Regions from separate parts of the Homo sapiens genome. Here regions 2 and 3 are each linked to region 1. A link is a loop called in an ENCODE intact Hi-C map of the cell type or tissue named here. Cell type or tissue: MCF 10A. All regions are shown on one strand. Region 1 holds the start of RDH5 (retinol dehydrogenase 5). Region 2 has its middle 32 kb from the start of OR10A7. Region 3 has its middle 16 kb from the start of OR10P1.

What was found. Hi-C counts contacts between places; a loop is a spot of excess contacts. Peaks named below come from ENCODE experiments on the same cell type or tissue, not always from the same donor. Only the 100,000 strongest peaks of a DNase experiment are listed, where the experiment ranks them.
Region 2: it touches region 1 in a loop (24-fold over the local background); 7 of 110 quality-filtered maps call a loop at or near these places.
Region 3: it touches region 1 in a loop (9-fold over the local background); 2 of 110 quality-filtered maps call a loop at or near these places.

What each region holds. Positions count from the first base shown.
Region 1 is chr12:55,717,489-55,725,488 of GRCh38, forward strand. BLOC1S1 (biogenesis of lysosomal organelles complex 1 subunit 1) reads left to right here. Exons shown (of 4, transcript NM_001487.4): 3 at 1,603-1,735; 4 at 2,011-2,215. The coding sequence ends at 2,121. It overlaps RDH5 (retinol dehydrogenase 5), which reads left to right and starts at 2,905. Exons shown (of 5, transcript NM_002905.5): 1 at 2,905-3,029; 2 at 3,665-4,006; 3 at 4,201-4,459; 4 at 6,398-6,561; 5 at 6,834-7,217. The coding sequence starts at 3,697. The coding sequence ends at 7,057. CD63 (CD63 molecule) reads right to left here. Exons shown (of 8, transcript NM_001780.6): 8 at 7,835-8,000. BLOC1S1-RDH5 (BLOC1S1-RDH5 readthrough) reads left to right here. Exons shown (of 6, transcript NR_037658.1): 3 at 1,603-1,735; 4 at 4,201-4,459; 5 at 6,398-6,561; 6 at 6,834-7,254. RefSeq lists enhancers at 193-352, 453-502, 613-772, 3,340-3,968. In MCF 10A, CTCF peaks have their summits at 3,672 (motif pointing left) and 7,330; DNase peaks (open chromatin) are centred at 3,793 and 7,333.
Region 2 is chr12:55,184,627-55,192,626 of GRCh38, forward strand. No RefSeq gene overlaps it. Among named protein-coding and RNA genes, the nearest start is that of OR10A7, 32 kb to the right of the region's middle. In MCF 10A, a CTCF peak has its summit at 4,530 (motif pointing right); a DNase peak (open chromatin) is centred at 4,535.
Region 3 is chr12:55,616,748-55,624,747 of GRCh38, forward strand. No RefSeq gene overlaps it. Among named protein-coding and RNA genes, the nearest start is that of OR10P1, 16 kb to the right of the region's middle. In MCF 10A, a CTCF peak has its summit at 3,126 (motif pointing left); a DNase peak (open chromatin) is centred at 3,084.

The DNA.
Region 1 (8,000 bases):
CCTATTGGGTCTCTAGGGACCACACCCTGCCCCAGCCCTAAATGAGAATGCAAGTAACAGCCAAAGACTTGGGAAAAAGCAAAGAACATTGTCTCTTGACCCTAAGTGACCCAGAAGCGTGCAGAGATGATGATTTGCTAGTCTGCCTATTGGAAGAAAGGCAGTATGGTACCTTCCACCCCAGGTCAAGTAGAACAGCTCGGTGTGAATCCAGAGACTGAGTCATCCAAGTGAGCCATGCAGGGGCTGGGGTCATCTTTGTTACTCATCTTGGGGGAAGGTTGAGAGAAAGAAAGTTGTGGCTGGGGCCTCTGATCTCCCTTCTCTCCAGGCAGCTCTCTTTACTCAGTGTGAATATAGAAGCAGGTGGTCAATGGGGAAAACCAGAAGTTCAGGAATTCTCAGGGGAGTCTGTTTCAGTTCCTACCCGACCCTTGACAGTGACCCAGCTGTCTCCCAAAAAGAAGGAACAGGGTCTGCCCTCCCATTTCCTCCCTCCCACATTGGCACCTCCTGGGCTCTGCTGTGCCCATCATTTGTGAGATTGGCCCAGGCCTTTCCCTCTTCTTTTCCTTTGCTAGATGCCACCCCACTTTCAGCTTAGAGGGCAGCTAAGCCAAAGCCAGATTAGAAAGGGTTTTGTGTTGCTGCCCACGCCTCCTCTCATTCCCCGGAAAGGAAAACAAAGGCTCAGTCTATCTTGGCCCCTGTCAGGTGTCCTGCCCACTCCCTCAGCCCCCACCAACCCCTTCCCCGCTCCAGCCCCCACACATTCCAGTGGGTGGGGGCACCGGATGTGGAATCTCCTGGCTGAGTAGAGCTCTGGGGTGGGAAGTGAAAAATTCAACAGCCAATAAAGGAGAACAATTATTGCAGGGGTTGGGGAGGGCAAAAAACACTGGCAGAAGGTTGGGGACACCAACCCCATGGTAGTAATGGTAACCACAGCCCATACCTTGATTGAAAAGAAAAACTAGTGCCTAAGGCAGAAGGGAGGGAGAGCATGTGTGTGTGTGTGTGTGTGTGTGTTTGTGTGTGTTCCTTGATCTGTGTGGGCAAAAGCGAAGGCTTGGGAGAGCAACTGAGAGCCGAGAAGAAACCCCTGGGATACCCTCTTTTGACCCAGGGTTCCTGGGGAGGGGGTTTGTACTCCCATCCTAACCCGGCTTCAGGGAGGGGCCCAATTTCCCTCTCCAACTTCTTGCATAGATCCCTAGGCTTCCAATCACTGCCAGATGTGTTCCTCCTGCTGGATTTTCCCAGTTTTTCCATGCCCCTTTTTCCCTCCCAGCTTTTTCCTCAGGGATATCACCCCAGGTTTTCCCTCCCTTCCCCCACTCAGCTGCAGGAACTCCTTTTTGGGGTTTGGAGCTGGTATGTTTCTAGTCAGCTCCGAGCTTGGCTCTCCTGGGAATCCTGGGAGTGAAAGGAAGGAGCTGGGTTTATTTGCATGTACTGGTAGTCATTTGCATCACATCCAAAAATGGCCAAAATTATGAGCCCTGATTCTTGGCTGAACTCCCACTGCTGCAATGGAATATTAGTCCCGGAGACCACCCCCAACTAGCTGGAGCTGATCTCCTCCCTCCTCCAACCCCCCAGTGTGGCCCAGGCCTACATGAACCAGAGAAAGCTGGACCATGAGGTGAAGACCCTACAGGTCCAGGCTGCCCAATTTGCCAAGCAGACAGGCCAGTGGATCGGAATGGTGGAGAACTTCAACCAGGCACTCAAGGTGGGCCATACTCCCTACCTCACCACCCCAATCCTGGGCCCCCATTGGCTGCCTCCAGTCAGGTTACCTCAGGTTTAGGTTAAGGAGGAAGTAGGGTGGTCCCAGAAACCCCATCTATAGCCCCAGTGTCAGAAAAGGTAGAGAAAGAAAGAAAAGCAGTTGGTGGGTCCAAGTAAAGCCTTTTCCAGGAGATGAATAAAACGTATTCCCCAGACTGGAAGCCATACTCTACCCATTCTGATTCCTGGGCTCCCACCTCCTCTCCCCCTTCCCAGGAAATTGGGGATGTGGAGAACTGGGCTCGGAGCATCGAGCTGGACATGCGCACCATTGCCACTGCACTGGAATATGTCTACAAAGGGCAGCTGCAGTCTGCCCCTTCCTAGCCCCTGTTCCCTCCCCCAACCCTATCCCTCCTACCTCACCCGCAGGGGGAAGGAGGGAGGCTGACAAGCCTTGAATAAAACACAAGCCTCCGTTTCTCTGTGGTGTGTTTCAGAGAGCTACTAGCTCCAGTGTCGGGGGTGGGAGTGGAAGGTTCAAAGGTGGTTTCCCTGAGGGACAGGTACCTTTTGGGGAGAGGGTGGAACTAGCTTCCTCTTACTATCCCAACTCTCTTCTCCTCCATGGCCCTTGTGCAGGTGTCTGTTAGGCAAGCAGAGGGTGGGAGTTCCCATCCCTCCTGAGAGAAGGTCCTAGTAGCCCTGCCCCAAGCTTCCTAATTCAGGACTTGTTTCCTACAGAAGAGAAACAAGGCAAGGTACAGGCCTGGTCCCCAGCTCTGGCTTTCTGCCTCTCCACGTGCTCATGGCCTCTCCCAGGCTAACTCTAAGCAGTGTCATGAGTCTGAGCCAGGTGGGAGATTAATTCCTGGGGGCACTTCAGGGCTGAGAAGGGGGAGGAATGACAGGTCCAGTAACCGTTACCAACAGAGCAGTGCAGCTGCCATCCTTGACAGCTCCCTCCTCCTTGGAGACCATGACATAGATGGTCAGGAACCCAGGCTGAGAAAGACAGCCAAGGGGTGGGGGGAGCCTAGGCAAATCTGGCCTCTGCCAAGTCCTGGCTTCAGCCAGGCAAGCTCCAGCCTCCCTGGCTCCTCCTCCTCCTCAGTCCTATCCCCACCCTGTCACACATACACTTAATACGCCTGGCATCCAAGTCCACCCACTCCGGACTTTGGCCTTAGCAGTAGTTAGTGTGGGAGGCTGGGAAGACTGGGAGCAGTCTCTTAAACAAAAGCAAAAGAATAAGCTTCGGGCGCTGTAGTACCTGCCAGCTTTCGCCACAGGAGGTAAGTGGATACTGGGAGCTGGGGGAACTGAGAAGACTAGCCAGATATTACATGTATTGCCAACTCAAAACTTTCAGCTTTTAACATGCTTCCTCACACATTATCCCCTTTGATCCTCCACAACTCTGAGGTGGACCTGGTGGGTCTTAGCCCCACTTGGTAGATGAGAAAATAGGTTGAGAGAGACAGTGAGATGCTCAGTATCACACAGCAAACCTCTTGGCCCTATACATCATTCCAAACACAAGACCCAGGTTGCATATAGAAGGTTCAGTGTCCCTGGTTTAGAAGGAGAGGTGGTGTGAGGCAAGCAAGAAGATGCCTCTGCTGCACTCCAGCCTGGGCGACAGAGTGAGACTCCATCTCAAAAAAAAAAAAAAAAAAAAAAAGATGCCTCTGCTCCATACAGCAGGTCTGTACACAGGATCTGGCTCATGTGGTTTTAGTTAAGTTAGCCACAAATACAGGGTCTGCCCACATCTTTGCTTTGAACAGATGAGCCATGGTTGGCCAATTATCTGCCAACCAGATAATTTCTCAATATGCTCACACCAGATGCTTCCAGCTAGGGAGGGTATTAGGGGAAAGGGCTTGAGGGCCACAGTAAACTGGACAAGTTTTTCTGCCCAGCCTAGGCTGCCACCTGTAGGTCACTTGGGCTCCAGCTATGTGGCTGCCTCTTCTGCTGGGTGCCTTACTCTGGGCAGTGCTGTGGTTGCTCAGGGACCGGCAGAGCCTGCCCGCCAGCAATGCCTTTGTCTTCATCACCGGCTGTGACTCAGGCTTTGGGCGCCTTCTGGCACTGCAGCTGGACCAGAGAGGCTTCCGAGTCCTGGCCAGCTGCCTGACCCCCTCCGGGGCCGAGGACCTGCAGCGGGTGGCCTCCTCCCGCCTCCACACCACCCTGTTGGATATCACTGATCCCCAGAGCGTCCAGCAGGCAGCCAAGTGGGTGGAGATGCACGTTAAGGAAGCAGGTAAGTATGGTAGACCACCAGGAATATGGTGTGGGGTGTCCTGATCCCCACAGTCACCCCAGGAGTCACCTGCAAGGGCTGTGGTAAGCTAAAGGGACAATTTGAGGAGAAGCAGTTTTCAGATGCTCCCAGGAAGAAGAGGGAGCTGTGGGAGTGCCTCACCTACCCCCAGCATCCTTTTCATCTCCCCACAGGGCTTTTTGGTCTGGTGAATAATGCTGGTGTGGCTGGTATCATCGGACCCACACCATGGCTGACCCGGGACGATTTCCAGCGGGTGCTGAATGTGAACACAATGGGTCCCATCGGGGTCACCCTTGCCCTGCTGCCTCTGCTGCAGCAAGCCCGGGGCCGGGTGATCAACATCACCAGCGTCCTGGGTCGCCTGGCAGCCAATGGTGGGGGCTACTGTGTCTCCAAATTTGGCCTGGAGGCCTTCTCTGACAGCCTGAGGTGAGGGGTACAGGGCTCTGGGTTCCAGGACTAACAGCAGCCCACTCAACAAACGTGGGCCAGCAGAGGTGGTTAAGATACAGCACATTGGAATAGTTAAGAAGAGACAGTTTAGGGCTAGACTTCATGGGTTCAATGAAGTCTACCCTTATGTAAGCTTTGTGACCATAAGTAGATTACTTCTCTTTACCCATTTTTAACGTGTTTGTTTTTTGTTTTTTGAGATGGAGTCTTGCTCTGTCGCCAGGCTGGAGTGCAGTGGCGCGATCTTGGCTCACCACAATTTCCACCCCCGGGGTTCAAGCGATTCTCCTGCCTCAGCCTCCCGAGTAGCTGGGACTACAGGCATGCGCCACCATGCCTGGCTTATTTTTGTATTTTTAGTAGAGACAGGGTTTCACTATGTTGGCCAGGTTGGTCTCAAACTCCTGACCTCGTGATCCGCCCACCTCAGCCTCCCAAAGTGCTGGGATTACAGGTGTGAGCCACCACGCCCGGCCTTGCCTCTCGTCTTTAAACAATAAGGTTCAAAGTTCCGTGGGAGCACAAAGGAGACATGATGAGGACAACGGGAGTAGGGCCTGAGTTTTTTTTTGTTTTTTTTTTTTTAAGCGTTTTGCTCTTGTTGCCTAGGCTGGAGTGCAATGGCGAGATCTCAGCTCACTGCAACCCCTGCCTCTCAGGTTCATGTGATTCTCCTGCCTCAGCCTCCCGATTAGCTGGGCTTACAGGCACGTGCCACCACTCCCAGCTAATTTTTTTGTATTTTTAGTAGAGATGGAGTTATACCATGTTGGCCAGGCTGGTTTTGAACTCCTGACCTCAGGTGATCCACCCGACCCGGCCTCCCAAAGTGCTGGGATTACAGGCATGAGCCACCACACACGGCCCAAGGCCTGAGTTCTTAGCAGGAGTATAAGGCGCCTAAGCTTAGTCTACCTTCTAAGGAAGCCTGCGTTTGTCACCATCACTCAGCAAATAACCTGAATGTCTCCTGTCTCTCAGCCTTAATTTTTCAGGCAGCATCATGGGACACATACTTTTAGTTTTGAGACAAGGCCTTGCTCTCACCCAGGGTGGAGTGCAGTGGTGCAGTCACGGCCCACTGAACTTCAAACTCCTAGGCTCAAGCAGCTCAAGCGATATCCGCCTCAGCCTCCTGAGTAGCTGAGACCACAGGCGCGTGCCAGCATGCCTGGCTAGTATTTTTTTACAGATGGGGTCTTGCTGTGGTGACCAGACTTGTCTCCAACTCCCGGCCTCAAGCGATGCTTCCGCCTGGGCCTCCCAAAGTGTTGGGATTATAGGTGTGAGCCACTGCATACTGGAACACATACTTTATACTTGAATTTTTTTTTATCCCCTTCCCTCCTGCTCCTTACCTATACTTGGATTTCTACATCTGTGCCAGGGCAGTGGGATGTATCCCCACTTTCCCCATCAGCTTACCCTCCAGCAAATACGAGACTATACCCTTCAATATCCAGCACTCAGGGCTCAACCATGTGTTTTGGGAGCAAGGGAATGGGGTTCCTCTAGGTCAGGAATCGGCAAACTCAGTACTCAAGCCAGATCTGGCCAGCTGCCTACAAGCTGATAATGGTTTTTTTTATTTTTAAATGGTTACATTGTAAACTGTTATATAAGTACCTGATAATATCATTAATTTTGTTTCTTGGCCTGCCATGCTTAAAATATTAACTCTCTGGCCCTTTAAGAAAAAAACGTGCTGACCCCTGCTCTAGATCAAAGAAAACAAACCTCAAAAATACTTTCCTCCCTCTACCCCACTTGACCCTTGTCCCGGGGCAGTAGGCATCTCCGTCAAAACTCTTGTCCCTGGTCTGTGGTAACTTTCTCAGCTCCCCAACCCATGTCCCTCAAAGTCCCCTCCCTATAGGGCAAGAACCCAGCAACTTCGCTCTGCCCCGACTCTAGGCGGGATGTAGCTCATTTTGGGATACGAGTCTCCATCGTGGAGCCTGGCTTCTTCCGAACCCCTGTGACCAACCTGGAGAGTCTGGAGAAAACCCTGCAGGCCTGCTGGGCACGGCTGCCTCCTGCCACACAGGCCCACTATGGGGGGGCCTTCCTCACCAAGTGTGAGTAGCCAGGCCCACACAGGGGCACATGAAGGGAAACAAGTACCAGAAAGGCCAGTCCTGCATAAGCCTGCTAGGAGGTGGGTGGGGCACCCAGGGCAGGGTTGAGGGTGAACAGGATGTTACAAGAGTGCCCAGGCCATGTGGAACCTGCCCACTCCCCACACTGAGGAGGGGACTGAGGGTGACAAGCCCAGGGCCCCAGAAGACAGTACCTAAGATGGGCTGGAGTGAGGAAGGGAAACTGATTGCAACCACCTATGGGGCTGCAGACCTGAAAATGCAACAGCGCATCATGAACCTGATCTGTGACCCGGACCTAACCAAGGTGAGCCGATGCCTGGAGCATGCCCTGACTGCTCGACACCCCCGAACCCGCTACAGCCCAGGTTGGGATGCCAAGCTGCTCTGGCTGCCTGCCTCCTACCTGCCAGCCAGCCTGGTGGATGCTGTGCTCACCTGGGTCCTTCCCAAGCCTGCCCAAGCAGTCTACTGAATCCAGCCTTCCAGCAAGAGATTGTTTTTCAAGGACAAGGACTTTGATTTATTTCTGCCCCCACCCTGGTACTGCCTGGTGCCTGCCACAAAATAAGCACTAACAAAAGTGTATTGTTTAAAAAATAAAAAGAAGGTGGGCAGAAATGTGCCCAGTGGAAGGCTGACCCCATTTAAGTGCCAACTACTCCAAACCGACATGCTCACGGTCTCTGGCCTGTTCAGTCCCTGCAAAACAGCTAGCACCCACAGTGGGGCGCCAGGGAACTGCCTCACATCTACAGCTGCACGTCGGGGAGTGGCCATCAAAGGGCACTTTAATACATTTCCCTTATTTTCTGAAGGGGAGTAAGGTTGCAATTCAGTGTCTGTACTGGGAATGGTCTTCATATTTCTTGGGGGAGAAGAGCAGGTGATGAGGGTTCTGGGCCAGGCTGGGTGGCTTCCATGGAAGAAAAGGCAATATTCACATAAATTCTCCTGCTAAGGACACTGACCACACAGGTGTCAAGGCAACTTATCATACTTCGAAAGGAGCTGGATCCCTTGAGGATTGGCCAGGAAGGGAGGTGCTGGGCCCTTAGCGGTGCACAGAAGGCCAGGAAGATGTCCAAGGCAGATGGGGGCTGGGCTCTCGCAGGTGGGACCTTTCTGGGGAGCTGCTTTGACTTATGCAGCAGATGGCTTCATGAATGTTCATAGTGAGCCTGGCAGCATAAGACTAGGGGGCAGAAAGCACCACAGTCTCTGGATCCTCACTTCTCCCACTGCCTGCCCAACCAACACCTTCGCAAAGTCCTCCTTTCCCAAACACCCCCCAAAATAGACCTCGAAGTACACATGCATTAAGGTCCCAGAGGACAGGGAACATCAGTAAGGAAAGGAAGGAATCAAGCATCACTCTAAGACAAACTCAGACCATCTCTTTTCGGTCTGAAAAAATA
Region 2 (8,000 bases), 530 kb before region 1:
GGCCAGGCTGGTCTTGCACTCCTGACCTCAGGTGATCAGCCGGCCTCGGCCTCCCAAAGTGCTGGGATTACAGGCTTGAGCCATTGCACCTGGCCAATAGTTTTATTTCTACTAAAATGTCTAGTTCTATCAAATTTTTATTACTGAACAATGTTATAGGCTAATAAAATGCGACTTGCTTGCTTCAAAAAATGAGTGAATAAATAAGATAGGTACATGGTCATTTGAGTTGATTGTGGTGCAACCTGGGGAATGGAATAGGAGATAGAGTTGCATTGGTTAGAATTCTTTAACTTAGTTTTTAAAAGATTCTGCAATATAAGGCTGGAATGTTTAAGACTTTTAAAACAGGATCTCCACAAAATGTAAAACGATTAGTCTATGTCCCTATTTCTTATTTGTATAAATTCGCCAGTATAATCCAACTCTCTGTATTCCAAATTCCATGCTTTTTTTTCAATAACACTTTGCCCATGTTTAGATTAGATAAGAGAAAAAAATATTTCTTAATAACTAGTTTTTTGCCCTCCAATCCTGAGAATTTATGAAATTGATGAGGAAACTTTCTGATTAACATTTTTTTAAAGTCTCATCTTAATTATGGAAGAGAAGAAAATCTTTCTAATATATATTTTTCATGTAAATTGTCTAGGGTGCCTTCTGGAATCTCCTGTTAACAGAAATTTACATCTTGATTGTAACAAACCCTGGAGACTAACCAGAAACTTACATAGAACTCCTTTATTGTTGTCATTAATCATCTTTGTCCTGGGAGAATATTTATACAAATATGTTAAATTAAAGATGAAGTCATTCTTAGAGTAGCATGTTTGGAACCAGCTCTATTTTGATGGTTTCCACATAGTGTGAGTCCCTCTGGGTGTGTAAACGGATACTTTATTTTCACAGTTTAGTGTGTCAGTTAGGGGGAGACCTAAGAGAGATTTGTGCCTTTGAGAAGGTTAATGTGAAGATGAGACCCGCTGGTCTCAAGTATAATTGGGTATAGGGAAGCTAATTTCTCAAGTATACAAATTAATCTGGCTTTGCCGTAATTAGCTATAGGTTGCTCCAGAGTAATCAGATGATTCCCACTGGTGGAATGAAACTTTTGTATCCTGCTGTGAATTACCTAAAATAAAGCCCGCATAAAATAACTCATAATTTTAATCAGTCTCATTGGGCCCTATTAAAAAGTGAATATAGTAAGGAACAAAATTAAAAATAACCTTAAGAAATTCCTTAGATAAATGATTACAGTGCAGCTCAAGCTTGAGACAGCTTTAAGTGATACATTAAATGTTAAAAAATATAGGGTAAGATACTAGCATTTCCTTTATATTTTCATACTTGACACACACACACACACACACGCACACACACACCATAAGATTCTGTTGGGTGGATGTCAACATTATTAGGTTAATTCCCAAAGAGTCCGTATGTTAAAAGTAACTAATATATCTGCAAACACAATTTTCTTATTCCTTCTATGGAGAATTACATCTGCCCTTAACCACAAGTCTCTCTCTCTCCTTTTTTCTAAATCTTTTTGAAGGTGTAATGTATAGCTTCTAGTTTACCACATTTTACATTCTTGAATAGCTAGAAGTTAGTTTTAAATTGATTTACATTTATTATTCCTTCAGTGAAAGTGCTGTTCTTTAATTATTTGTTAGGTTTAATAGACATAACATAGAATAAATGGGGAAAAATATCTTCCTAAAACTGTTCCCCTTCTCTGTGGACAAATTTGTGTTATAGGTTCTCTTACTTCTAGAAAAATTAATTGTAAAATGTAAATGATAATTTACCCAATTCCTTGGCATTTTAAATATTTTTTTAACTCAGTTTGAATTGCAGAATGCAATTTAAACAATTTCTGTTAGGATACTACCAAGATTTTTTTGAAGAATTCAAAGAAGATATTAGGCAAATAAACATGTTACAATCTTCACTTTGCCTGTGTAAAATACTCTTATTTTTATTTCCTTCAGCTCACATCAGATGTATAGATACTGTATGCATTTATTGCCTCATGGCTGTTGTTTAGTTGATCAGATTGAATAGTTCTGGTTTGAATTATATTCGACACTATGTGGTATAATGCATTATTATTTAACCAGAGCAGCCACACAACAGAATAATGAAATAATGTTACCGTTAATGCCCATTGAACTTTATATGAGATAAATATCAAATTACATCACAAGCAACTTATCATAGTAATTGAGTATACACAGGATTTGAGGAATAGCTGCCAAAAAATAACCCTGTCCAAGTTTTCCCAAAGGCATCTATTATACTCAGCATCTTCTAAAAAAGTTTTCCTCTTGTCATGCTAGGGATAACTCCAGGAAAATAATTATGGGAAGGAATTCCCTGACTATAATGAATAAAATTGGTAAATATGAAAAAAAGATTAAAATGATGAGAATGCTGAACCTGCAACCTACCAAAAACAGTGCAATATTGTCTTTCTACTTATCTATTCAGAATAATTAGAAGGAAAACAAGGCAGTTGCTAACTGTTGATAAAAAATAAAATATTTTATACTTCCTAATTGAGGCTAATTTTAGACACCCAATAATTAAGTCATGATTCAAATTATTTCTTTTACATTTCCCAGAATCTCGTATCTCACAGAGGTGGGGGTAGTTTTATTAAGTGAGAAATCATGTTTTAAATTTTAAAGCTATCTCTTAAAGTGGGTAGATACTCTTGGTGTCGTTTTTAGTTAAATAAAATAATTTTAGTCTTGATAATAAGTATCAGATGATTATGGGACAGAAATTAATTATTCTTAAAGAAGTGTTTAATTATAATTGTCTGAATTATAGAATTCATGCATATAAATAATCCCCCAAAAGACTGGAAACCATATTCTACCTAAAGATAGGAAATGACAACCAGGTGAAAATAAAAAACCCTGCGATTTAAATTTTAGGTGCTCTCTTAAGTACCTTAAGTGTTTAATACCTTCAAATGCAAAAGATTCTGTGTTATGTCATAGATGCGTCTTAAATAATCTAACAAATAATTCAAAATGAATACTATCTGTATGCATTCTAAATCAGTAACCAATTAGAATTCACTTAAATAGCTTCATCAGTGCAGAGTCTTATATTTTTGAAGGCAGTTTATTTCATTTTCAAAAAACTCTGCTTCTTAGAAAATTTTCCTCACATTGAGCAGCGAGGTACTTTCATGTTGCTTCCTCCCATTGTTTTTTGTTATACTCTATGTATCCTTGAGAATAAATCAAACCTCTTGATACATCTGTTAACCGTGTAATGGCAATGACTTCAGTCTTCTTGTATAACATTCAACTTTCATAATGACTTCAGTTACATCTTATCTGTCATGGCTGAATATGACAATACTGGCCACCCTTATGAATGTACTCTACCATATTATCTGGGCCTTTCAAATGAAGCAATACCTAGAATTTAACACAATATTCATTCATTCATTTATTTTACAAGTACTTATTTAGTATGGTTTAGGTCCTTCTTTAAGGATGGGGATATAACCAATAGGCCTTTTGGACTGAACACTGTGGAAATCACTGATGGACATGAGAAAAGCTGATTCTCCTCTCAAGCAGTTTGTGTTATTGGGGAGAGAGATGCCAAAGAGTTATAAATTCTATGGACAAAAATAGAGTTAGACGACAGAAAATGAGTCATATTTGACATGTTCTTCATCTGGTATACACACACAACTGAGCAAAGGAAGGAATAATTCTATTTCTTTGTATAAATTTTAAATTGCTTAAACAAATGTAATACTGTTAATAAAATTGCATTTGTCACATTATACTGAAAGCTAAAATGTCACAAAGTGTCAGGTTTTTTTTAAAGTTTAAAAATGTTCAGACATGAGATCATATGGATACATGGTGGGGAACACCACACACTGGGGTCTGTTGGGAGGGCATGAGGAGGGATAGCATCAGGAAGAATAGCTAATGGATGCTAGGCTTAATACCTAGGTGATGGGTTGATCTGTGAAGCAAACCACCATGGCACACGTTTACCTGTTTTTAATCAGTAACTAAAAATTCTGCCAAACAAATGGGTGACTTGTTTATCTTGTAATATATGAATACTATTTGTTGAATTAATTTGTATTATTTTTGAATTATTCTTAAAAGATGTATGTATTAATATATGACGTTTGATTAAATAATAAAATTAATAAAATTTATTTTCATTCATGAAATTTGTAGGGGAAATCACAGAACAATGTAGTCATATGAAGATATGTCAAACTAGAAGTATAATCTATAGTAAAATTAATCTTTTCTAGAATAATAGAAAGATGGAGAAAAAAACTGTCTCTAGAACTTTAGTTAAAACGTCTTTTGAATTATTATATAGCCATTTTTAGTTACTTATTAAAAACTAACAAACCTGCATATCCTGCACATGTACCCTGGGACTTAAAATAAAAGTTGATACCAAAAAAATAAGTTCAGACATGACATATATTCACATACAATCACTATACGTTCTCTCCACCAGATGGCACTGTTAGGTAGCTTTTCATGGGCATGTCACTATCCTACACTTATGGGGATATAAGCTGCCTCTGAATTTCTTTGAATAGTAGGGTGTATCATTATATAGCAATTTCCTTCTTATAAGGCATTTATTTGGCAATTAGTAACTTAAATTGATTGTATTTTAAAAATTGAAAACGTATAATTTGGTGAAAAATGTGTGAGTGTACAAAATTCTATTTTGGGTAATCATTATTGTTACTAGATTAATCAATATTGCCAGATCAATCAATAAATAATAACAGATATTTGACACCTACTTTTAGGCGATGAAAACTGTATGCAGAAACTGAGAAGACATTATTTTTTGAATCTTTTTAAAGCAGTATTTTAAATTTTCAAAAATTAAAACATAATCACACTGCATGTATTACCACCCTAAAAATGGTATGGACGCTAATCATATGTTTTGGTTTGTGTATTTGGAAAATTTTTCTTCAGTTCAGGGAATCATATCACAAAGAGAACTTTTGCATTATATGATTTTTCCAGCCCTTTCCTTCTGTGGAAAATAGAAAAACCTCATAAAATAAAGTTAAAATCAGTAGGAATTCTGCCAAACAAATGAATGACTTGTTTATCTTGTAATATATGAATACTATTTGTTGAACTAATTTGCATTATTTTTGAATTATTCTTAAAGGGTGTATCTATTGATATATTAGATATGTTTGATTAAATAATAAAATTAATAAAATTTATTTTATTCATGAAATTTGTAGGGGAAATTACAGAACAATATAATCATATGAAGATTTATCAAACTAGAAGAATAATCTATAGTAATAATTAATCTTTTCTAGAATAATAGATGGAGTAAAAAAACCAATTCTCTAGAACTTTAGTTAAAATGGCTTTTGAATTATTATATAGCCATTTTTTAGTTACTGATTAAAAAATCCTTAACTCAGAGTGATGTAAGCAAATGATAAAACAGTAGGAGGAAGTTATTATCTCATGTCACAGAAAATTCCAGTGCATAACTAAAGCTGGGTTCACAGGCTTCTATGACATCATGACTCAAAACTTACACAGTTCTAGGTAGTATTTTCTTCCTATTGATACTACTGCAGAGTTACTCTCTTTGGTTGTGCTACAGCCTCAGAAGATCCACAGTTATATCCTCTCAGGTTCAAATCTAATGGAAAAGATAGCACTTCTATTTTCTTAAGTGAAAATTCAACTTCGTTTAAGTGGACCTGAGTCATGTATCAGACTTTGAGCCAATCTCTTCCGTGAGACCTTGGTCACATGCCTACCCCCATGTTCTCTGCTGCTAACATGTAGTTGGAGAATTGGCAAGGTGTGTTTCTTTAGTGAGAAACAAGGTGAAGGGAGAATGACTGCTAAGGAGTCGAAGATTCAAAAAGTGCCTCTCACATTAGGAGTAATAAGAATGTAGAAACAAAAGCAGAGTAAACATAAATAGAATACATTTCTTCCTTCTCCTTCTCCTTTTCCTTCTTCTTTTTGAGACAGAGTCTCACTCTGTTACCCAGGCTAAAGTGCAGTAGCGTGACCATAGCGCACTGCAACCTGGAACCTCCTGGGCTCAAGTCAAGCAATCCTCCAACCTCAGGCTCCCAAAGTGCTGGAATTATAAGCATGAGCCACTATGACTGGGTGAATAAATGTCTTTATTATAAATCAGGTTAGATGGGTGTCAAGCAAATGTACTGATTTAGTATTTTATATATTTCTAATTTTCTATCAAATTTCTGAAACTCAAAATGCATATCGATTAGTTGATTTTAGGATTGGGGTGGGGTTAGGTACAATAATACCATGTGACTGAATTAATATTCCATGTCTGTGTTTTTTAAAATACATTTATTTTAAGTTCAGGGGTACATGTGCAGGTTTGTTACATAGGTAAACGTGTGTCATGGGGGGTTTGTTGTACAGATTTCTTATTGCTCAGGTATTAAGCCTAGTATCCATTAGTTATTTTGTCTGATCCTCTCCCTCCTCCTACCCTCTACCCTCAGATAGATCCTAGTGTATATTTTTCCCCTCTATGTGTCCATTTGTTCTCATTATTTAGATCCCACTTACAAGTGAGAAGATGTGGTTTTTGGTTTTCTGTTTCTGCATTAGTTTGCTAAGGATAATGGCATCCAGCTCCATCCATGTCACTGCAAAGGACATGATGTTGTTCTTTTTTATGGTTGCATAGTATTCCAAGGCATATATGTACTGTATTTTCTTCATCCAGTCTATCACTGATGGGTATTTAGGTCGATTCCATGTCTTTGCTATTGTGAATAGTGCTGCAATGAACACACACATGCATGTGTCTTTATAATAGAATGATTTATATTCCTTTGGGTATATGCCCAGTAATGGAATTGCAGGATTGAGTGGTATTTCTGTCTTTAGGTCTTTGAGGAATCACCACAATGTCTTCCACAATGGTTGAACTAATTTACACTCTCACCAACACTGAGAGTGTAAAAGCATTCCTTTTTCTCCACAACCTCCCCAGCAACTGTTATTTTTTTAACTCTTTAATAATCGCCATTCTGAGTGGTATGAGATGGTATTTCATTGTGGTTTTGATTTGCATTTCTCTAGTGATCAGTGGTGTTTAGCTTTTCTTCTATGATTATGGGCTACATGTATGTCTTCTTTTGAGAAGTGTCTGTTCATGTCCTTTGCCCACTTTTTAATAGGGTTGTTCGTTTTTTTTTCTTATAAATTTGTTTAAGTTCTCACAGATTCTGGATATTAGACCTTTTTCAGATGCATATTTTGAAAAGTTTTCTCCAATTCTGTAGGTTGTCTGTTTACTCTGTTGAGTTTCTTTTACTGTGCAGAAGCTCTTTAGTTTATTTAGATCCCATTTGTCAATTTTTTCTTTTGTTGCAATTGCTTTTGTCATCTTTGTCATGAAATGTTTGCCCGTGCTTAAGTCCTGAATGGTATTGCCTAGGTTGTCTTCCAAGGTTTTTATAGTTTTGGGTTTTACATTTAAGTCTTTAATCCATCTTGAGTTAATTTTTATATATGGCTTAAGGAAGGGGTCCAGTTTCAATCTTCTGCATAGGGCTAGCCAGTTATCCCTGCACCATTTATTGAACAGGGAATCTTTTCCCCATTGCTTCTTTTTGTTCATTTTGTGAAAGATCAGATGATTGTAGGTGTAATATTGCTCTTTTAATTCCCCCTTTTAATGCTTTGTCTCTGTCAATTTTATAACCTTCAGATATCTATTAGTTATTAAAATTGAGAGAATTTAAAAATTTTCAATCTCATTTAATTCAAAACTCAGGCAATGCCAAATGTTTTTAGACCTTATATTCTCCTGTGAATTGATATGTCATGAATGAGGGAGAGAAAAGGGCACATTTCTTTACTGAGTGAGTCCCAGACAGTGATAATATGTAGTTAACAATGCAGTTCTGTCAATATGATTGCATGTTATTCCACAAAAGC
Region 3 (8,000 bases), 100 kb before region 1:
GCACTTTCCTCTGATTGATCTCCACCATTCACCTATTTTATATATGCCTACCCTTCCCTAATTGGTTTTTATAACACTATCGTGCCCACCTTTGAGTGATGCCTCTTTTTTTTTACTTTTTTTCGTACTCACAAACCAATCAGCATGCACTCCCCTATTCTGAGCCCATAAAAGCCCCGGACTTAGGCACATGGGGAGAGAGACAACCCAACTTCAGATGAGAGACCATCTTCCCATAGCATCTCCACCAAGAGCTGTTTTGTTGCTCAATAAAATTCTCCACCGTCATCACCTTCAATGGTGGGCATATCCTCATTCTTCTTGGGCATGGGACAAGAATTTAGGAACTGCTAAACAAGGGTATGAGTTATAACACAGGCGGGCAGGGGCACACCTGGCCCAGCCACAGGCTGAGCCAGTGCACAAGCCAAGCATGGCCCTGGCGGGTTGAGTGGGCGGGCTCTCTTCTGCGGCAGGTAGTGTGGCCAAGGAAGGCCCAGGCAGGGGTATCACCAGCTGGAGGTCCCCAGCTTGTTGCAAAGTGACCAAGAAAAATCCTGTGTCACTATTGCCCCATTACCTTTCATCCCTAGCCCCTCACCATGTTGCCTCTTTTGAGGTAACAGAGATGCAGAGATATCACCTTCTCTGAGAGGAGTTTATTCCCAACACTCACTCCAAATCATCCCCATTGACATCCATGGCACCATTAACCTTTCACTCTTTGAGACTAAACACTTTGAAGTCATCCCTGACTCTTCCCTACTATCTGTCACCCACTCCTGTTGTCTCTTCCCTTAGAATCCCTCTTGGATTCACTCTACTCCTGTATTTCAACAGCCCTCACATAGTCCACATGTCAAATGTGACCAACTGTCAGAGACTGCAGGAAATGGTCACACATTCTTTGCCTCCCTACAGCCACCCTCTTTGGTAGTGACCTTCTACACTGACTCTGGAATTGGCCATGTGGCTTGCTTTGGGCAATGTGACACCAGCAAACATAATGCGAGCAGAAACTCAAAAAACGTATCCTCTGACCACCATGTGAACAAGCCTGGGCTAGCTTACTAGATGACAAAAGACACGTAATCCACTTGCCCCCATCATCCCACCTGACAATAGTCTCACATACACACAAACCCCATGGCAGAACTCCCCAGCTGGCCACTGAGGAGGCATGGGTGAGCCTATCAAAGACCAACAGAAGAACTACCCAAACAAGCCTATGCTAAATTGCCAACCCACAAAATCATAAACTAAATAAATGATGTTGTATAAGCCATTAAGTATTAGGGTGATTTATGAATCAATGAAAATTAGCCAATACACTAACAAAAAGTAAATATATGTGGCAAACACATGGTGACCCTTGATTAAGGATCTAGGATTAAGAAGTTGAGATAAGAGAGTGTTTTCCCATGTAAGTTGAAATTGATTTGATAAAATCAGGAAGTTGAACCTGGTTTCTTCTCATGTATGGTCACAGACTACAGGAAGTTATCAAGGAAATAAGCTCTAAACAGGAGGCCAACTGAGGCAGAACTATTTCTTTTTCTTCTGGAGCATTCAATGCTCTCCCCACTGGGCAACTGGCTTCCAAGGTGAGACTCAGATGGGGATACTGACCTGGTGGATTTTGAAATTCTAGTCCCAAGGACCCTGACTTGAATGCATATTCTATGTGAAATAAGATTGTAAAGTCTCCAGAAAAGCTCAAAAGTCACTTGTGGCCTGAAGTCCCACACTCTCGTCGGGAGCATTTCTGGGCCACCCTTCTCCAAGGACTCTGTCCCCTGATAATAAAATTATCAGATGGTATATAAGAGAGGTGCCTAGAGCTGCCCACTCTGAATATGTATTTCTCAAAAAGTTCAGAAAATGGGCAGGAGGGCCAGGTGCAGTGGCTCACGTCTGTAGTCTCAGCATTGGGAAGCCGAGGTGGGTGGATTGCTTGAGTGCAGGAGTTTGAGACAGCCTGGGCAACATGGTGAAACCCCGTCTCTACTAAAAATACAAAAAAAAATTAGCTGGCCAGGCGCAGTGGCTCATGCCTGTAATCCCAGCACTTTGGGAGGCCAAGGCAGGCATGAGGTCAGGAGTTCAAGACCAGCCTGGCCAACATGGTGAAACCCCATCTCTACTAAAAGTACAAAAATTAGCTGGATGAGGTGGCAGGTGTCTGTAATCCCAGCTACTCAGGAGGCTGTGGCAGGAGAATCACTTAAACCCGGGAGGTGGAGGTTGCAGTGAGCCGAGAGCGTGCCACTATACTCCAGCCTGGTTGACAAGAGTGAGATTCCGTCTCAAAAAAAAAAAAATCAGCCAGGTGTGGTTGTGCACGCCTGTAATCCCAGCTACTTCAGAAGCTGAGGCAGGAGAATCACTTGAACCTGGGAGGCAGAGTTTGCAGTGAGCCAAGACCATATCATTGCACTTGAGCCTGGGCTACAAGAACAAAACTCCATCTCAAAAAAATAAAATATAATAAAATTAGCAGGGCATGGTGGCTCAGCTACTGTGGTCCCAGCTACTGAGGAGGCTGAGGTGGGAGGATTGCTTGAGCCCAGAAGGTGGAGGCTGCAGTGAGCCAAGATGGCACCACTGCACTCCAACCTGGGTGACAAAGTAAAAAAAAAGAAGAAGAAGAAAAGAAAATAGGCAGGAGGAGGATGTACCCATCTGCTTACTTCCCAAACTGAGTCAGTCTTGAGTGAATGTTTTTCTTTCCTTTCACCAAACCCCATAGACACACAATTTATGAGCCAGGTTAAGGTAAACAAATGCTGTATCTGCCAACAATATGCAGTCTCATATTAAGCACTAGCACACTGCATTAGTAGCTTGCAAATTTATCCCATCTTCCATTTCAAAGTTATTATGATGTGAAAATAATTCCTGTATAAGGCATCCATGGGAACTGTGGAATGGGAGGTGGGGGCTGAGGACCTAGGACATTGCTTTTAGCATGTCTACGTGTAGACGGGACCAAATTCTCAGGTCATAGACTCAATATTCCAGAGATAATCTGGGTAAATGGCTCCCTCTAGTGGGACATATTATTTTTGCAACGTCTCACACACACCACGTGTTAAGAAATTCTTGAAAGGACTTAAATTCTCACGCAGTGGAATCACTGTCCAGGAATGATCTAAACAAACACTTCCCTCTAGTGGAGACTTTTTTCTTTAGAAAATGTCAAACACTGAAGGGGAGTACTCACAGATTAATAAACTCTGCCTAAATACAATTGCCAAGGAGGAGCCTTAAGGGCACTCAATAAAAATTAAAATATCACCAGGCATGGTGGCTCACACCTGTAATCTCAGCACTTTAAGACACAGAGGCCGGCAGCTCAGTCAAGATCAGGAGTTTGAGACCAGCCTGACCAACATGGTGAAAACTTGTCTTTATTTTTTTTAATTTTAAGGAAAAATAAAGAAAAATTTAAAATATAAAAATAAAATTATTAAAGAAAATTGTTATAATTGACCATACATCTGCTCTTTCCACATCACACCTCAAGTAGGAAGGACAATAACTTGGAATTTTCTTTTCCTCCCTTTGTAATAATGTGTGCCAAGGTCTTCTATGAGGAGGAGGAGGACAATGGAGCTCAGAACTGCTGTAATTTGCAATGCTGTTTTAACATGTGTAAAGTAATTTTTGTTTTTATCCTCAAAAGGCAGCACCTTCTGGGTGGTGGGGATATGGATGAAGGAAGAAGAAAGGGGGGAAATAAAGGCTAAAGAAGAACTGAAGAGGGAAAGAAAGGAAAGGAACAAAAAAAATGGGAAGGCGAGAAGGAAGAAGGTGGGAGGGAGAGGAAATTAGGAACCCCGTAACCTCGAGGCTGCCATTTACAAATAGATTTTAAGGTGTTTTCAAAGGAAGGGTTCTCACAAATTACGCTGTACTTGGAAATTTCCTTGTAAGTACAAGATTTTTAAATATATTATTGAAATATGAAACTTGATTTGTGAAGACACAAAACTTTTTTTAACTTCTATTTAAAAGGTGAACATATGGATATGACCTGGCCAGATAGGTTGGATGCTTGGAACAAATCTAATGAGCAAAATTGTATTTCCAGATTTCAGTATTTCTAAGACCATCCATGGTTTCTAGATATAAGAATTGAGGCCGGGCACAGTGGCTCACACCTGTAATCCCTGCACTTTGGGAAGCCAAGGTGAGTGGATTACTGGAGGTCAGAAATTTGATACCCGCCTAGTCAACATGGTGAAACCCCATCTCTACTAAAAATAAAAAATAAAAGTTAGCTGGGCATGGTGGCGCATGCCTGTAATCCCAGCTGCTCGGGAGGCTGAGGCAGGAGAATCGCTTGAATCCAGGAGGCAGAGGTTGCAATGAGCTGAGATCGTGCCACTGCACTGTAGGCAACAGAGAAAGACTCCGTCTCAAAAAACAAAAAACAAAGAAAGTGTTATCAAAATCCCAAAATAGCAGAACTTGAGTAATTGGCATATGCGGATTCACTACAATCTTCTCTGTTCTGCCTGTCTGTAAAAAATGTTTAATTTTTTAACGTGTAAACATAAAATGGGTGGTGCTCAAATCAAATCACTAACTTTTTTGGTATCAGGTTTGATATACTTTCTAAATAAAAAGGGAACAGAGACAGACTTCAGCAGCCCTGATGAAGTAAAGCAATCACAGATCAAAGTCGGAAACATTTAAATGGCCACAGGCCAAAAATCAGTAGCCATTAGGCTTGTTTTTAGTTTAGTTTTAGAGAAAAGTTTAAAGCCTTAAAGCAAACGTGGCTTGAGTTCTTGGCCATTCTATTCATTGTATCTTGAAATCATGGTGATCTAAGAAACACTAAAATCTACAGATATATTTGCTCATCAGATTTGTCCCAAGCATCCAAACTGTCTCGCCAGGTCACATCCATATATTCATCTTTTAAGTAGGCATTTCAAAAGAAAAATTTCGCACCTTTACAAATAAAGTTTTACGTCTCAATAAAATGCTTTAAAAATTTATATTCAGAAGAGAATTTCCAAATAGAAAGCAATTTCTGGGAATCAATCCTCTGAACACCTTTAAATCAATTTGTACACAACAGTTTCAAGATTAGAGTCTCTCTCTCTCTCAATCTCTCTCTACCCCACCCCCCAAAAGAACTTTTCAACATCTTTCTAAGCTGAAAAGAGACAAGAAACTCCTTTTTGTTTCTGACAAAAGCAATTTTAAGGTGATTAAAGTAGCATGTTCCCAATATTTTTAAATGTGCATCATTCTCAGCTGGTGTTTATGTGAGAAAACTTCATATTTCATTCCAAAAACTCCAGACATTTCAACAAAAGCATTGTATAGTCTTGGGTTACATTCTAAATACACAGAGAGATAATTTGAAATAGGCGTCCTGAGAAAGAATGTGCGTATTGAATGTTGCTGGCTAGAAGACAGGCTATGTTGTTACATACAACGCAACTGTTTGTTAACAACCATGTTAATTGATGATCAGGTGTGATGTTTTAAGCATTTTCTATCCAAACATAATAGCTTGTTATTTATGATAACATGTTACTTTATTATGTTTTAGGCAATTGGTTGAAGGTTTAGGGTAGACATGTATCACATAATATTTTTTACCACTCAAAGTGATGAGAAATAGGTTCCCAGGTAGCATATTCACACAGAACATCTGATTTTCATGAACAGATTATTGATATTAAACAGGAGATGGCTATGTAAGGATTCAGATATCTCAACACAGCATTGGAAGCCTGAAGACAACAAAACAATACCTTAGAAATTCTAAAGAAACATTAATTCCATCTAGACTACTATACCCAGCCAACTCTCAATCAAGTACAAAAATAGAATACTTTTTTCAGATGTGCAAAGTACCAAAAATTGTATTCCACCATCCAATAGCACATGGAGCTACTGAAGTGTATACCCTCCCAAAACAAAAGTAAGCTAAGAAAGAGAAAGACATTGGGTCCAAGAAACAGGAGCTCTGATTAAAAGAGAGATGAAAGACATCTCCAGACACCCCAGATAGAAGCTATGCTGAAGGCTGGAGAAAAATCAGTCCAGAGGGCAGCCTATAGACACCCACCTTCCACATACTACCCTCCACCAAATACACCACAAACACCCATAGGCCCATCACACTTAAACTACACACAATTCACACCTCACTCATGGCAATACACACTACACACAGGCTACAGGCTTGGTCCCCAGAGTCTGTGACTAATAGAAATATTGGACATTCTTTGTCAGGTCTCAAGTTTAAGAAAAGACTGTCTTTCTCGATTCCAAAATCAAAACAGACCTCTGATGACCTTCCAAGCCAGAGGTCCCCTCCTTCAGTGGGGCAATTCCTCAAGAGCCTCTTTCTACTTCACACACACTCTGAGAGCATCACCCCCACTTTCAGGGGTCACCTAGCCCTTCAGTCATTCAGCCAACCATCCACATCTCCACCTATCCATCTTCTGTTCATCTGGCCAATTGCCCATCCATTTATGTGCCTATATGTCCACCAATCAATCAAGTTGACCACCTATCCTGGACTTGTCAGGGTAGTTTTCAGACCCACAAAGAGCCTTAACACAAACTCCTTTCTAGGGAGCTGATGTTCCACCTTCATTTCACATCCCTGTGAATGAAGCAGGAGAGCTACCCCTGGAGGAGAAAGCCTGGCTCAGTTTCTCTGTCCTTAGGCCCAGAGGCCTGAATTTTTTCCCAGAATGTTTTTGATCCAAGGTTGGATGAATCCACAGATATGGAACCCATGGATGTGGAGGTTGACTATATATATATGCACACAGTCATCCCTCGGTATCCATGGGGGAATGAGTCCAGGACTCCCTACAAATACCAAAATCCAAGGATGCTCAAGTCCCTACATAAAATGGTGTAGGATTTCCAGATAACCTATGCACATCCCCCATATGCTTTAAATCATCTCTAGATTACTTATAATACCTAATACAATGTAAATGCTATGTAAACAGTTGTTATACTCTACTGGTTTTTCCATTTGTATTATTTTTTACTGTTGTCTTGCTATTTTTCTTTTTTTTCCAAATATTTCTAATCTGCTGCTGGTTGAATCTACAGTTGCAGAGCCCATGGATCCTGAGGGCTGAATACATCTATATACAGTCATGTACTGCATAAGGACATTTTGGCTAATGATGGTCCACATATACAGTGGTGGTCCCATAAGATTATAATACCACATTTTTACTGTACTTTTTCTCTATATAGATACACAAATACTTACATTGTATTACAATTGCCTACAGTAATCAGTACAGTGACGTGCTGTACAGGTTTGTATCCTGGGAGCAATAGGCTGTACCATATAGCCTAGGTGTGTAGTATGTTATACCATCTAGGTTTGTGGAATTACACTCTATGATGTTCACACAATGATGAAACCACCTAATGAGTCATTCTCAGAATGTACTCCATCATTAAGTGATGTATAATGGTATTATTCATGACAGGATTATCTTACCTGATGGGGAAAACCCAATTATTCATTCCTAAAGAATAGAGTCTTTGGTGGTCTTACTCTACTGGTTTTCCCCTGCAACCAGCACACCAGACAATCCCTTGGGGGTTGGTTTGGCTTGGTTGGTTTGGGGTTTGGTTAGGATCACTATGTTTTCCCTCTTGGGTTTTAAAGTGAGCACCTTCCTGCTCCCATTGTATGACAACCCTATATCAATAATATAATCACCATCAATCATCCCACCTAACATGAGATTATCCTCTGTTTTGCTTATGTGTACAGTGTCCTGAGAAGCCTTAAATGGACAGAAATAAGTCTGAACTTCTAATTCTATGAAATCATTATTTTGTCCCTGGTAGTAGCATTCTTGCTATGTTAGTTAAGGTACAGGTTAATTGCTATACCAAAGAAACTCAATAGTACAGTGGATTAAATAAGATTAAAATTTCTTTTTCTGTAATGAAACAGAGATATGCTCTCCAAAGGTGAGAGGTCC